Linked DNA regions of Homo sapiens: region 2 is linked to region 1. Evidence: chromatin loops called from intact Hi-C (ENCODE). Cell type or tissue: heart left ventricle. All regions are shown on one strand. Each heading gives the region's core, and the rest is flanking DNA. Links, peaks and the distances in the headings are about the cores only. Region 1 overlaps LOC124904518 (a long non-coding RNA gene). Region 2 has its middle 22 kb from the start of LINC01705.

Region 1 (8,339 bases), core at 128-8,127:
ATTAGAACTGTCATGACCATCATTATTGTCAAGCGGCTGTACAGAATATGGCACAGTTCCTACAGTGGTAGACACTCAGGAATTGTGTCGTAAATGAACAAGCCTCAGAAACAAAAACTGCCCTGTCCAAGGTCACCTGGATGGAAACTGTCAGGGCTGGTACTTAAACACAAGCCTTCTTTGTGGCCTACCTTCTCTAAAACTAAACTAACTATTTTTTAGAAAAAAAAATTAGCTATTTATAGGACTGGAACAGTGAGACAAGAGGAACTGAATTTCTATATCACTTCAATCAGAGAAATTGAAATTGCATGTATGGGGGTCAGAGACTGTGCCAAGTCTCCATCTGGTGACACTTTCCCTCGTCCTGGTTGGTGGTGGTGTCAGGAGGGTCTATGAGATGACATACACGTAATACACTAGACCAGTGTCGGCAGGTAGCGGATACAGGAATCTGCCCTAATTATTACCAGCCCCTTGACCCAGAGACACAGAGGATTTCTCCTGCTTCTTCCCATGTAAAGCAACCATCTCCCTCCTCAGCCTGAGGAAAACCTCAGTTCAAACAACCTTCCGACCTTTCTCAAAGAAGGCTGGCTGTTCAGATTCAATAAAACACAATCTATGTGATTAAAAAAAAAAAACTTTTAGCAGCTCATTAAAAAGTTCCGTAGGTTTCAAGAGCATCAAATGGCTTTTCGCAATCAATATTTTCAGGCTCTGGAGTGAATCATAAAGATTAAACACTTTCTTCCTTAAAAAATAAAAGAAATCTGTCTATAACTGAATAGAAAGAACTGATGAGACAAGGAACACAGGTGGGAGTAGCCACGTTCTACTTCCCAAGAAAGGTCCAGCACACTGGCCTGGCCTGTCTGCTACCCACAGAACCCTGTGCTGAGGGAGGGGGCCCGGGGGCCAGGCAGGTCCAAGCAGGTTATTCACCCAGAGTTTCCCCATTATGGATTCCAGTAAAGGAACGACGAGAACTATGATATCCACAGAAAGTTTTAAATTATACTGTGAAGAAAAGCCTACCTCTAACATCAAAAGGTGCCCAGGAGCATGTCACCATGGAAGGCTCAGGGCGGGTTAGGCCAGCCATTTGGGAGTAAATGTCCTGAACAGAGCCCTAGAGCCCAGGGCTACTCTTGAGTGAAGCAGTTCTACAAAGAAGAAGCTGGAAATGTTTGTTCTACTTAAATCCCTGGAGATACAGGTGGCGTCTTCTTGGGGTGGCCAAGGCCCCAAAAACTATCTCCCCAGACTGCCAAAGGGAATCGTAAAGTAAGTTAGAGTGAAGGGGACACTCAGTGTGACACAAATGCATGCAAGGGCGGGACTGTGTTTGACTGGGGAGCATGGAGCCTCTTGGGGTCCCAGCATCCTGCAGGGCAGGAGCAACAGTGTCATGAATTAGCTGCACAGCAAGGGTCCATAGGGTGCCCCAGCAGAGGTAGGTGGGCTGAGGATGAGTCAGAGTGTTGCAAGGCCAGCAGCCGGCAAGGACCTTTGTTAGAACACCAGGCTGGCGGATGCCAATCATTACAAAACAGAAGAGGTCAGGAGCTGTTTATTCCCTGCACTGTTTTGTTATAATTACTCCAGGAGGTCCACCAGGACCCACAGGCACAGGCCACTGACCTGAAGAACGTTTTAGTTTCTCCACTGAAGTCTGTTCCCAATCACAGCAGAGATGGACCTACTAGGACTGACAGAGACCCAAATTGCAACAAAGATGAAGTTTAAGAAGGCCAGGTCTGGGACAAACAGCTCTAAAGATCTCCATGCCCTCCATGAAGCCATGTTCATGCTCAGCAAATGCACAACCCTTGAGGGGGAGTCCTGCGTGAGTGCCTGTAGCCCCTCTGTGTGATCTGTCACCACCAGCTGCAGACCAAGTGGCTCCCTGTGCAGCAGGGGAGGTGAACAAAGAATCGTGTTTCTCTGCTTCTTTGCCCCTGTATGTTGAGTTTATTTTCATCCCTAAGGCTCCATTCAGGCAGAACTCTCTAGCCTGACCTCCCCCCGGGGTGGCATTACCAGCCCATCCATCTTAATGAAATAACTGAAGTGGAGGTACAGAAAGACTTAAAGACTTAGATTGCAGTTGAGCACCAAGTAATTGATCTGATCGTTGGTGATAAATCCATTTCAGGCATCTTAATGACTGAAGGCAGTTATTAAGACAACCAGTGACATTGCCTAGTCATGGCTATTTTAGTCTCAAAGGTCTGTGTCTGTATGTGAGGCTGGGCCCAACAGCTGACCTGTAAGCAGAAAACAAAAAAGATTTAAACAGTCCAACAGTGAGGTTTTTGCTCAATTATTTACGTTAATGTTCATCATAGCTTCTTTCTGCAGCCAGACTCTTTGCTTGCACTGGGAGATTATTCTAAGATGTACACAATGCACTTGCTGCCAAGCCGGATCAGGAGGTGGGGTTGCAGCTTACAGTGCAATCCACAAGTGACACTTCTGTAAAAGCCTCCATGCCGTGTTATTCTCAGCCTGTGTGAAGACTGCATTGTGGGATTCATGCCAGAAACCCAGTCTTGTCCCATTTTGTCCCCCCTACCAATACTTGCTTTGTTCATCTGAAGGACCTAATGATACCCAGCAAATGCTAAACAGAAGATTAGGGGAAGGAGAGAGCTGCTCCTGCTATATTACAGGTGCCTTCAGTGACAGTGCCAGCTCTGAGTCATTGATGACATTACCGCCACCCAGGGAGCAAAGGAGAGCACAGCTACCTCCTCCACCTCAGGACATGACAAAGTCCCATTGTCCTCTGGTTCTGGTTATTGTTCCCTTGAAAGAGGCAGGGCTGTGGCTTGTTGTGACCCAGAGCTGGTTAGAGCCACTACCCATCCCTTCCCTTCCACTCTCCCAAACCCACACCTCCAAGCAGAAGGTGTGCAGTCCAGAGAGGAACTGGCACATGGGGTTTCCTACAGAGCCACACTTCTTCATTGCATGAAGTGTGACATATGAGAGTGCACTCCAGGCACCCTGTGTTCAATGTGCTACTCTCTGTAGGCAACTCCCAAATTCTATGACTTTATACCAAAGACACCATTCCACTGATCTCCCACCTCAAATCCAAGCCTTGATCCCGGATTATCTCCTGATGGTCCCTGATCTCCACTCCTCTCTGCTTCCAGTCCCACTGTCCTGCAATTACACAGGAAGCACTGGACCAAGAAGCCAGGGCAGAGAATAGCGGATGAGATGAGGATGGTCAGTGTGGCATCGGGAGCGGGGGAAGGGGAGGCTTTAAAGCCTAAAGGGTTAAAGTCTTGCTTGTAATAAGAACATGGATGCAACATGGGTCATAAAGTCAAGGATGGAAGAAAATTCTAGTGGCTTCAGAAAGGCAGAGTTAAGAAGAAATTATTGTAATAATGCAGTGACTCTCAACTTTTTAGAAATTGAGCTTTGCTTTCAAAAGTATTCTTCCTGGGAACCCCAATATATAGATGAGATAAAAGTGGAAGTCTGGTTGGAGAAGAACCTGCATCTCATTTTCCCCTGGCCACCTCATTCCCTCCTTCGTGGCAACTCAACAACACCCCCAGGGACCCAGAAGGCTCTGGGGTTGACTGAAAACTCCTGTCACAGTGAAGACAAGAAATAAATGAATTAGGTAGCTGTGGCAACAAACACCAACAAAAGGCAATTGCTTAACACAACAAAAGCTTTTTGCTCATCCACACGAAGCCAACTGTGGGTCTGGGTAGCTCTTGAGGCAGCCGTCACATGGAGTGGCTCAGCGCCCCTGGTGTTCTTGCAGCACCTCTGTTCCAACACCTGCCTCCACGATGGGCACAGCGAGAGACTTGTGTCCCTGCTTTTAAGTGCTTCCACTCAGAAATGACACATGTCACTTCCCATTCCAGCTCATGCAGGGGAGCTGGGAAATGTAGACACCCATGTGCCAGGAAAGGGAGGAGAGCCAGAAATACTGATGTATGTCCTGATAAGCTTAATAATGTTTATCACAACAAAAAAGGCTTATTAGATGAATGAGCCTTGCATTACATTGACTGAGTGCATTACAGCCTATAGACTAGCACTCTACCTAGTTTATATCTTCTAGGTAAAGAGTCACAGGAGTCACAGGTTTAAAAAAAAAAAAAAAGAAAAAAAAATAAGATCCAAGACTGGCTTGGGGTCTCACAGCTAAGATTTAGCTGACCCTGGAAATTCCAGTCCCAGATCCACAGCCCTTGTTTCTACAACAGAGATCCAGGGAAGGGGAAGGAAGAGCTACTGAGAGAAAATCAGGATGAATTGGTCAGATAAATGCATATGCAAAAAGAAATAGTAAAAATCGCTCCCCAAGTTTTCTCACTTAACGAAGGAGAAATGGGAGACAAAATGTAACCGAAGGGCAGGGCTTGGGAGGAAGATAAACTCAATGCACCCCCCACCCCCCTGCCCAGTCTACCGTATTTCAAACAAGTGAATCATCCCACTTTGGGTATCAGGTTGATGGATTTCAAGACAGGCTGGACCAAAGAGGAAAGTTCACTGTAATTAAGTAAATATGTGCAATTTGTAAGGACAATTTGCATGCACGCAGCACTATGCTGTTTACAAAGCACTTTCATATGCAGGATCTCATCTGTATTCAGAGGCTCACTGGTGCCCTAGGCAGGGATGATGTTATCCTGGAGTAACGGCGTAACTTAGTCTGTGAATGACACAGGACACATTCTTGGCAACTCTGTAGGACAGGGCATTTGGTCCAGACAGGACACTCACCGGGCTACAAGGTCTAGCCCCTGCTCCGGGAGGTGGGGATCCAGTGAATATGGCCCACCTCTTGTTGATCCACATCCTCAGAGCCTGAGGCTTAGCCCCAGACACCTCTAGCCAGCCTGTTTCAAACCTTTGCTCTCTAGGCTTCACCGAACAGGGAGCTCAGATAATTTTACCACCCAGGACATTCAAAGTGGTTGTGTTGGCCTGAGAGAGGGCAGGTAGGTGTGGCCATCAAAGTTGAGGGTGATCTTACATTGTCAATGGGACTGCTCCCCTTCCAGGGTCTGGAGAACGGGGCAGTGCATCACTCCCACCGACAGAGAAGGGACAAGCATAAGCTGGGCAGAGTGTCAGAGCCAACATCAGAGGAGGACTCTAGTCCAAGCAGGGAACAGGTAGGCAAGAAAGACATCAGAGTAGACACCAGGGTCTATAAAGTGGGCTGACAGGGAGCAGGAGGAGATGGGCCAGGTGACCTGCCATTGTGGCCGGTCTGGTCTCATCAAAGTCCTCCTCTCTCCTCCCTGCCCTTGTCTGGGTAATCTGGAACAGAGCTGAGGGGCCCTGCTAGGAGGGCAACAGTGCCTCTTGCTGCAGGGTGCTGCAGGGAATCACTCAGGACATGCCTTCTGTCTCTGCCTGCTGAGGCTCTTGGACTCCTGGACTCCCCACATCCCAGTGAGAGACAGAGCTGCTGGCCAGAGCTGCAGACTCCTCGATTGTCCCGGTGCTGGTCTGAGAGCCTCCATCTCTTTATCTGGAACATGACTCCAACCACTTCACCTCTCCAGGACATCGTTTCCCTAGCTACTGAGGATGAATTTTGCTCACTTTCCTTTCTTGGCAACCCAGTTCCTGTAAGAACTGCTTTGAAGCTCTCCGTCTGCCTTGGATTCATGGCAACTGACAGGCTGGCTCCTCAGGCATTCTCATCACCTTCCAGTCTCAAGCAATTTCCTTTTAATTCAAAGGTGCAATGGAAATTCTCACCTCTCCCAGAGACACAGAGCCCTAAGGTTGAGGGCAGAGATCTAAGCCCAGGTAATCAGGGAACAGGTGACCTCTTGGTTAAATCTGGTCTCAGTACTCGGGAGCAAAAGCCTCCTCCCCCTTCAGGTGGGCAAATCTTTAAGCAGTGTTCTCAACCCTAGATATTCATTAGAATCACATGGTGTGTTTTTAAAAATCACTATCTAGACCCTTCTCCCACCACCACCAATTAAATTAGAATGTTAGGGGTTTAAGTCCATGTATTCTTATTTTTTAAAAACTCTCCAGATAATTATAATGGATAGGTAGTTTCCTGCTGACACATCAACTCTTCAATTCATTCTGCTAATCTCAGCCTATGCATTACTTTGTTCCAATCTTTTTATTAATTATTGCACCTTACAATTACACGGTGCCAAAGAAAGCATGTTCATATGAATGTTTTACTAACTCTGTGAGGCCAGTGCTCGTCCATCTTACTTGGAAAGAAAGGGTCTAGGTCCTATTCACAGTTACATCCCTGCCATGTTTCACAACATCTAACGTGCAGTGAGTACTTAGTGTCTATTGAATTGTAAGATTGCTATAGCATGATTTTATTATTATTATCATCACCATTTTAAAGTTGATGAAACTGAGGCCAGGTGAGGTAAAGTGGCATTGCCTAAGATTATACAGCCAATTGAAAGGAAAGGCCAAGACTAGAACCCAGATCTTCTAAGTCTGGTGTAATTTCCAGACTCCTCTCCTTTCATTCCTCTCATCAGTCTTTTCCCAGGTCTGCCCATAGCCTCACATTAGTCTTGACCCTGTTTTTCAGGAATATGAAGGTTTCTAAACCCTGGGACACAGGTGTGAGAAGCACCAATAGACGTGACCACAGCCAAGGAACACACCCCCTTGTCTGGTCCTGTAGCTTAGCTTAGACAAGAAACAAATACAGAGGAGCAAATCTGAATTGTGTACTTAATAAATGATTGTGGATAATGATGGTTGTGGCAGTTATGGGAAGAATAGGCCATTGGATGGGCTACCCCTCTATCAATAGATCAAGTATTGTGTCCCGTGGTGACAGGCCCAATTACCAACTGGCAGGCGTATGAACAACATTGAAGGAATTTCCACAGAAGAAAGGTTCTAAACCCACGGATACCTTGATGTCCTCAGTTTCCCCTTTGGGAAGTGAACACCTGCTCTTTGATATGGCCTTGCCTTGAAAGAAATATAAAGGATTCTGGAAAACAGCTTGGGGAAGTGCAGTGGTTCTCAGTATATGGTCCCTGAGCCAACAGTGTCATCATCACCTGGGAACTTGTTAGAAACACAAATCTCCATGCCGCCCCAGACCTACTGAATCTGAAACTCTAGGGACAAAGCTCAACAATCTGTGTTTTGTCAAGTGTCTGATGAAGACTAAACTTTTAAAACCACTAGTGTGGTGGGTAGGGCACCAACTTACTGGTTAGATACATCTGCCCTGGAAGCCCAACTCCAGTATTTACTTGGCGAGTTGCCTGGCAGTAAGAAGAAACAGAATACAGTCATCCCTTGGTATCACCAGAGGATTGGCTTCGGGACACCCATGGATCCCAAAATCCACAGATGCTCAAGTGCCTGTTATAAAATGGTGTAGTATTTACACATAAGCTACACACACCCTCTCGTATACTTTAACTCATCTCTAAATTACTTACAATATCTAATACAATGAAAATGCTGTGTAAATAGTTGTTATATTGTATTAGTTGTTTTACTTGTATTATTTTTACTATTGTATTGTTATTGTTATTGTTTTCTCTCAAAATATTTTTGATCTGAGGTTAGTTGAATCCACGGATGTGGAACCCACAGATATAGAGGGCCAACTGTGTATGTGTATGTGTGTGATGTGAAATTTATATATATATAAATTTATATATATATATAAATTTATATATATATAAAATCTCTCTCTCTCTCTCTCTCTCTCTCTCTCTATATATATATATATATAGAGAGAGAGAGAGAGAGAGAGAGAGAGTGAGAGAGAGAGAGAGCAAGTTCTGAACATGTGGGGGAACCCACTGACCTCCACATTTGTCCTGGCAAGGCTTTTCACAAGTGCCTTTCCACCCTAACACCCACAGCTGCCTAAGAAATCATCAGGCTTAATCCAGTCTTGCCCAATATTCATGCTTCCCTCAGTCACCATGCAAAGCACAAAACCACAGGTCATTTCTAATTCCTGGCCTCTATACCCATATATTCCATATGTCACCAAATCTCACCCCATTACCCTTTTCTCTTCAACCGTTAAACCTTCCATCTGAAACTCATGGTCAATCATTAGCAAGATCTCCCACAGACCCAACATCTACTCCTGCACCAATTAAAACACAACTCTATCCACTGAAGACGCTAATTCTCCTACAAACCTCTAAAGTAGCGGCTATTTTCTTTCCTACAGGCTCCCCCCTTTTTTTTTTCTTTTTTTGAGATGGAGTCTCCCTCTGTCTCCAGGGTGGAGTGCAGTGGCGCGATCTCAGCTCACTTCAACCTCCGCCTCCTGGGTTCAAGCGATTCTTGTGCCTCAGCCTCCCAAG
Region 2 (8,339 bases), core at 222-8,221, 69 kb before region 1:
TTTATTAAAGAACTAGGTTAAAGTGCTTTGCAATGCATCATCTCACTTAATGCTCACAATGGCACCATGATTTTAGTATCATGAGTAGAACCATTTTGCAGATGAAAAATCTAAGGCAGAGAGAATGGTTTAGCAACTTGTCTAAGATCACACAACAAGTAGTGAAGCCAGGATATGAATGCCTGTCCTCTGATTAGCAAACTTTATGCTAATCTTTCATCCTTTTCCTTACGGCAGAGTTAGTCGTTCCAACAAAAGGATGCCCCAAACAGATGTTCTCCATCTCCCCGGGTTATAGTAGAAGGATCTGTATTATACAAAAGGATATGCAAAGGGATATGAATTAGACATAGTGAAGAATGTCCAGCCATAAAAGCTGAACACTTCCTAGAGAAGCTTAGGCAATTTCTCTTCTAGAGATTTAGAACATGAGTTGGCAAACCACTGCCTGTAAGTGAAATTCAGCCCTACTACCTGTTTTTGTAAATAAAGTTTTACTGGAAAACTGTCATGCCCATTCATTTGCCTAATGTCTATGCCTGCTTTCTTCTACAAGGATAGAATTGAGTAGTTATGACAGAGACCCTATGGCTCAGAAAGCCTAAAATACTTACTATCTGGTGCTTTACAGAAAATATTTGTTGATCTTTGATCTAGAATATCAGGATGGATTTTGCTTGGGTTGGCTTGAGTATGGTTCTCTCTGAAGTCGCAGAATGGTCTAATTGAAACTTTAATATTCTTTTCAGCTCTAGGACCGAAGAGGTATATTTCTGTGGTGGTCAAAACAGGCCTATTCCTAATGGAAGAGCCCCTCCTTCAGACTTCTTTCAGCTGACTTCAAGCTCCACTTTGGCTATGTCTATGCATTGCCTGAATTGTATTTAAAATGTATATAGCTGACAGAAGTTTCCCAAATTGCACTGCAGACTGCCAGTAAGCACAACTTAACTGTGGTGGAGGTTGCAGGGGAGAGTAAATTCCACCTACCAGGGAATTTAGGGTGGTGCTAGTACTCATGTTAACTCTATTCCAGTTGCCATTTGGATTGGGCATAAAAAGATGACAGGTTTCTGCTGTCATATAGTAACAGTGATTAATATTATTGCTATGATTTCTATTATTAATAAAACAGATTTTTTTTGGAAGTTTTACTTTGGATAAAATAAAAACTAGTTGTTAGGAGAATTAAGCATTAATTGCTTTAAAATTCTTATTGATCAAACCAGAGAAGCAGAACTAAGATGAGGCATTTATGAGTTCCTTTGGAAAAGTATGATATGTGTGTGGGCACTCACACACACACACACAATGTAGGAAAAATAGGTACTAACTGCAAAATGTTTTCCATCCCTAAGAAGTTCATGAGTATTTTCTCAATTCAGTTCAATGTAAAATGACATTTTCTTTTGCTTTTTTACACCACCCCTGCAAAACTGGATGAGGAGCCTGCCTCTCACAAGCTGTGTGATCTTGAACAAGTGGTTTCCTCTCCCTGGGCCATATTTCCTTCTTCTGTGAAATGTAGCTGTCAGCATGGATGCTCTTTTCCTGTTCTGACAGGAGCCAGCAAGCCTGTGATCTCTGAAAGTCCTCCAGCCTACCCCAGCTGCCTCCTTCCACTTGGCCTCAAAACCACTTCTCAGCATGGTGTAGTGAAAAGACATGGACTTGGGAGTCAGCCAGACTTAGGTTCAACCTTGAAAAGCACATTTTTATTTAGCAGTTCAAGCCTCACACCACTCTCTGAGATGGCAGACGCTTGCACTGTTGCACATACGGTTCTCTCTGGCTTTCTCTCTGTCTCGTGCACCACACGCCTGATCTATTTCTCCTTACAGATTCAGGTCAGGAAATTAAAATCTCAGAATGAAAAGAGAAATCATAGATTAGGAGAAAATATTTGCAAATGACATATCTGATAAAGGACTATTTTCCAAAATATGCAAAGAAATCAACAATAAGAAAACAAAAAAAAATGATTACAAAATGAATCAAAGACCTGAACAGACACCTCACCAAAGACGATATTAAGATGACAAACAAGGATATGAAAAGATGCTCAACATCATAAGTCACTGGAGAAATGCAAACTAAAACATCACTGAGACACCATTACATACCTATTAGAATGGCCAGAATCCAGAACACTGACAACACCAAATGCTGACAAGGATGTGGAGCAACAGGAACTCTAATTTATTGCTGGTGGGAATGCAAAATGCTACAGCTACTTTGGAAGACAATTTGTCAGTTTCTTACAAAACTACATACTCTTACTGTACGATCCAGCAATAATGCTCCTTAGTATTTACCCCAAGGAGATGAAAACTTATATTCACCCATAAGTTGGACCTGCACATGGATGCTTATAACAGTTTTATTCATAACTGACAAAACTTGGAAGCAACTAAGATGCCATTTCTGCAGGTGAATAAGTAAATAAATTGTGGTATAGGAGAAAAATGGAATATTATTCAGTGCTAAAAGGAAATGAGCTCTCAAGCCATGAAAAGACATGGAGAAAATTTAAGTGCATATTACTAAATGAAAGAAGTCAATCTAAACGGATTATATATTATGTGAGTCCACCTATATGACAATCTCAAAAAGGGAAAACTACGGGGACAGTAAAAGATAAGTGGCAGCCAATAGGGGAGGGAGGGATGAATAGGCAGAGCACAGAGGAATCTTAGGACAGTGAAACTACTCTGTATGATACTATAAAGGTAGACACATGCCATTATACATTTGTCTAAACCCACCAAATAGTACAACACCAAGCGTGAACCCCAGTGTAAGCTATGGACTTTGGGTAATAATGATGAATCAATGTAGGTTCATCACTTGTAACAAATGCACCATTCTCATGGAGGATGTTGATAATAGGGGAACTGTGCATGTGTAGGGGAAGCAGGTATATGAGAATTCTCTGAACCACCTTCACAATTTTGCAATGAGCCTAAAACTGTTTTCTTACATAATGTCTTTGAAAATATTAAAACCTCTAGAAAATATTTCTGATTCCTCTCCTCGCCCTCAAGGAAGAGGGATATATTCCCAGGTCAGCCAGGCACTTCATGCTGTTAACTGTGTGTTTGTGTGGGCTCCCCTCATAGACATTGATTTTCTTGAGGTCAAGAACTGTGATGTTGCACCTATGGGAACTTCCACATTAAAAGGACTCCCTGCTTAAAGCCTGTCTATAGCCTTCCTTCTCACCCAGGCTCAAACCCAAAGTCCCCATCATGGCTCCAAGATTCCGCACAAGCCGGTCTCTGCCAACTTCTGCTTCCTTTCAGGCCATTTGTCTCCCTTCTTTTTAGGTTCTCAGGGCCCAGCTTTATCCCTTATTTTCTTTATACCTATAGTAATTTCTGCTGGGGTGGTTCTCTACAGACAGCTCCCACTAGCCTTTTAACTGAGACTTTTCAGATCTCAGCTTCAGTTCATTCATTCATTTAACAAATATTTACTGAGCACTGTTCTAGGCACAAGGAGAAGGAAGCAGACAAAAATTCCTGCGTATCTGGAGTCTACATTCTGGCTGGGAGTAAGGCAGACAAGGAAGAAACAAACCAATAAATACAGACAATGTTACATGATGAAATGTGCTAAGAAAAATAAAGCAAATAAAGCGAGGCGAGATGGGCATTCCTGGGTGGAATGTCATTTCACGGGAGGACTCAAAAGGCCACACTGAGAGCATAATGGATGAGCAGAGACCTTCAGGGAGAGTGGGAACAAGCTGTGTGGGCGTTTGTGGAAGAAGCAGTGAGCGAGAAGACCCTGAGCCTAAGTGGACTCCACAGGGTTGAGGAAAAGCGGGAAGACCAGTGAGGGAGGGAGGGAGTGATGGGAGTTGGAAACAGATGGCAGGGGTCTGGGTCTCGTAGGGTCTTGCCAGCCACTGCCAGGACTTGAGCTTCTATTCTGAGTGAGATGAGTGTTTTCAGCAAAATAATCCAACTAACATTTGGAAGGGGCCACTCAGGCTGGTGCAAATAGAGGAAGATTAGTCAGGTTTTTCCAATACTCCTGGTGAGAAGTGATGATATCTTGGACCAGAGTGATAGAGGTTATAAAGTGGTTGACAAATGGTTGTGTTCTGGATCTATTTTGAAGGTAAGAGCTACAGGACTTATAGATATGTACTGGAAATGGAGTATCAGAGAAAGAAAATAATCAAAGATGACTCCAAGATTTTGATATGAGTCACTGAAAGAGTACATTTATATTTCCTAAGATGAACAGGCTGGGGGAGGAGAAGGTTGGAGATGAGAATGGGAAAAGAGGAGTGTGATTCTGAATGTGTTATGTAACATGTATCTGTTAGACAGCCTAGTAGAGAAGTCAAGTATACAGCTTGATATACAAATTAGGAGTTCACAGGAGAAGACTGGGGTGGCTTCTGGGGCATTCCAATATTTAGAAGCTAAGGATATGAGAATGAAACAGCTAAAAAGCAGGACAAGGAGAAGCCTGCTCTGTGGGAGGAAAATCAAGAGAGTGGTGTCACAAGAGCTAAATAAAGCATCTCAAGAGGGAGGGACTAATCAACTGTGTCAAATGTTGGTGATAAGTTCAGCAAGACAGGGGCTTATCACAATTTGTAATTATCTATTTCTGGTGAGTGTGTCTTTCTTCCTCTGTGTCACCACCCCATTGATTATAAGCCCCAACAGGGCATGACCAGTGTCTCTTTGTTCATCATTTAATGCCAAACCCTGCTGGACATAGAGTAGGCATACAAAAATATATTTCTTAAAAGAATGAATAAATGAACAGCCAAATGGTAAATCATTTTGTTAAGCCCACTTTTTAAATGTAAATCCTAGAGACCCATCTCTGCCCTGCCCTTAACTAACCAGCTGCTTGCCCATGGGAAAACTTCAGTTTCCTTCCCCTGGATTTCACTTTCCTCACCTATTAGCAAACTGCACGAGTTAACGGCCTCTACCAGATCTTGCATCCCACAAGTCTTCAACAGGTCTAAGTCAGACCTTCTAATTTCCAAGCCATGGTGTAATTTTAGCCACCGCCTCCCCAAAATGCCTACCATTGGCCTGAGGCTGCCGTGAATTCTGTCACTAGATTTTAACACTTTTCAGTACAATCTAATCCCCATGAGACACACAAATTAGGAAGCAACTATGATCAGTCATTTGTGCCAGAATGTGAGTACATTTGTCTGGTCCTTTCCTAATAACTGTTTTAGATAAGGGCCTGTTGAGAAAGAAAGAGAGTAGAGTATACTCAGTGAGCTGTCCAGGGAGGAAAGGGGTACAAAAAAAAAAAAACCACTAGAGATAAACTACTGAAAGTCTATATAGGGCAGGTCTTATTTGATGGAATTGAAAGGAAAGGTTCAAGAAATGTTAACTTGTGTCTTTAAGTATCTCCAAATCTGAACTGAATCTCAGGAGATGTTGAGTAAGTCATTTCTCCAACCAGGGTTTTGATCTCAATTATAAAATTGGTGAAGATGTACTTGATCATCTAAAAATGCTCTGCTGCCTTTAAAGTCAAGGATTCAGTGACTAGGGAATGACTTCTCTAATTAGGTAGGGAAGGGAAGACAGTCTATTTTAGCCTAGGAATGAAAGATGAAGCAAATAGTCACACATTTCCAAATATGTGGTCGGTCACTTCAGTTCCAAGAAGGACTACCCAATTCTCTTAGCACAGCAAAATAATAATGATAACAATAATTTTTTACATTTACTCAAGTTACAACAAAAATTTAAAATGGCTCTTGCCTGCCTCTGAACAAGGCACTGTAAGTGTGGTCACGTGCCCTGTGCATGACAAAGGTCACAGAGTCTGTCCTCAGTATTGTCCTTTGGCCTGAGACTGCATACACAGAATTAGGATTAGTTCAGTCTCTGCTGCTAACCTCCCCAAAATAACCCTGCTAGCATCAACGACAAAGACTTGGGTCTGGGCACTTCTCCCTGTAGTGGACTAGCTTGTACTGGACCATGTTTACACTTAAAGAAAGATGATATTTGTGGCCAGGCACAGTGGCTCACGCCTGTAAGGCCAGCACTGTGGGAGGCCAAGGTGGGTGGATTGCTTGAGCCCAGGAGTTCGAGACCAGCCTGGGCAACATGGCAAAACAACAACAACAACAACAACAAAGACAAAAATTAGCAAGGCATAGTGGCATGTACCTGTAGTCCTAGCTACTCAGGAGACTGAGATAGGAGGGTTGCTTGAGCCCAGGAGGCAGAAGCTGCAGTGAGCCATGTTTGCACCACTGCACTCCAGCCTGGGTGACAGAGTGAGACCCTGTATCAAAAACAAGCTAACAAACACACACACACACACACACACACACGAAAGAAAGAAGAAAGAAAGAGAGAGAGAGAAAGAAAGAAAGAAAGAAAGAAAGAAAGAAAGAAAGAAAGAAAGAACGAAAGAAAGAAATTAATTTATAAATCAGCAAATAGAATGGAATCTCTGACCTCACCCCAAATCTGTATTTGGTGGAAGCTGAATGTAAATAAACAGATGAACCAGAAGAACAAGGAAGCAAACAACATTCATGATCAGGAAAGAGAGTGAAATCAACTAGAGTATCCACAGAATCCAGCCTGTAACATCAGCCTCATTAGCACAGCCCCAAGGGCAGGAGAAATTATGTTTTGGGGCAACAAGGATGAGATAAGAAACTTGATAATGACCATCTGCTGCTGATGTCAGGTCTACCTTAAGCAAGGGAGCAGAAGCCCTGGCAATGGGCACACACGCGGATGTGTTCCATGTGGTGTGAGAGTGTGTATGTGCGTTTAAAGTACTGTGGGTGGTGCATTTAATACGGCACTTTTCTGTCCAAGAAAATCATATCCCCTCCAAAGCCCTGAATTATTGAAATCTTGAAGTTTCTCACATCTGTTACGAGCCTTGTATCACCATTTCCGCACGCTATTGGGTGCCATATTCTGTGTCTGAGGTTACAGGCATGCCAGAACCCTCCCACTGCCAAGCTGGGAGATCATTTGTTATTTCTGTAGCCATAGGCTTGCCAAAACCTGGGGAGCTTGATTCTGAAAGGAGCCATCATGCCAGAGGGCAGCAAGCTGGCGAGCTGTGGGGTGGTCTCAACACTCGATATCCAAGCCTTTCAGCCTGAGTGTAACCAGAGCCCCTCGGAGAGAAAGTGGCCCTGAGCTGCCTCAGCTGCTGTAAAATTCCTCTAATGGCCTAGTCTAAGTCCCTCTCACTCAGGCCACCGCCATTTCAATGGAAAGTGAGTTGGGTCCAAATAGGATGAACCAAACTTCTGTCTGAGCAAAAAAGTTGGCCCAGGGCTCAAGAGCTTTAAATGGACCATGAATAATGTTTTATAGCCTCGGCACTGGGGTGAACTCAACCCCTACACTTAGCCTCACCTTTCACGGTGTTATTTTTAGAGATCTCATTACACCCCAGCTTAAACTAAAAATATGTTTCCCAGGAATAGCAGAACACAGTTTTAATTGTGCAAAGTGACACGAATGTTCATGGACTCTAATTACATATGATATTTCATGTGTTTGAGATCAGCTGTAAGGAGTAAGGAGGAATGGCTAAATTGCATTTTTCAAGAGCAGTGACTAGACTTGCTTTGAGACTACGGGGCTCAATTAGCTTTCTGGGGGCTGGTGTGGTTTTCCTCAACTGATGCTTTGATTTCTAATAATTTGGGGTGACTCATGTAAGACAGGATAAGAGGTCCCAGGAAGCCCTGTTCATGAGAAGCTCACCTCCAAGTTCTACCAAGCCATTCTCACCCAACACTGACACATAATTCCCTCCCCACTCTCCCACGCTTGGAAGGCGAGATGGTGCAGTAAAAGAGCTTTGGAATCTGACAAATTGGCAACTGAATCTTTACGCTGCCCCTCTACCTCTGTGACTTCAGGCAAGTTATTAATCTTCCTAAGTCTGGTTCCTCATTGAAAAATAAGAATCATAAATGTTGTATGGATAAAATGCAATAATTTATGCAGAAGCCTAATAAATTATTACAGCAGAGGCCTAATAAATTATTACATTATTTATTTATTTATTTATTTATTTTGAGATGGAGTCTCACTCTGTCGCTCAGGCTGGAGTGCAGTGGCACGATCTCAGCTCACTGCAAGCTCTGCCTCCTGGGTTCAGGCCATTCTCCTGCCTCAGCCTCCCAAGTAACCGGGACTACAGGCGCCCGCCAACATGTCCGGCTAATTTTTTGTATTTTTAGTAGAGACAGGGTTTCACCGTGTTAGCCAGGAAGGTCTCAATCTCCTGACCTTGTGATCCGCCCGCCTCGGCCTAACAAAGTGCTGGAATTACAGGCTTGAGCCACCGCG

Evidence for each region. Peaks named below come from ENCODE experiments on the same cell type or tissue, not always from the same donor. Only the 100,000 strongest peaks of a DNase experiment are listed, where the experiment ranks them.
Region 2: it touches region 1 in a loop (4-fold over the local background); 1 of 110 quality-filtered maps calls a loop at or near these places.

The regions. Positions count from the first base shown.
Region 1 is chr1:222,102,806-222,111,144 of GRCh38, forward strand. The region is part of intron 1 of LOC124904518 (a long non-coding RNA gene); the gene reads right to left. Among named protein-coding and RNA genes, the nearest start is that of LINC01705, 48 kb to the left of the region's middle. In heart left ventricle, for the core only: no CTCF peak of the experiment used is centred there; no DNase peak of the experiment used is centred there; H3K27me3 peaks cover 710 bases.
Region 2 is chr1:222,033,365-222,041,703 of GRCh38, forward strand. No RefSeq gene overlaps it. Among named protein-coding and RNA genes, the nearest start is that of LINC01705, 22 kb to the right of the region's middle. In heart left ventricle, for the core only: no CTCF peak of the experiment used is centred there; no DNase peak of the experiment used is centred there; H3K27ac peaks cover 2,545 bases.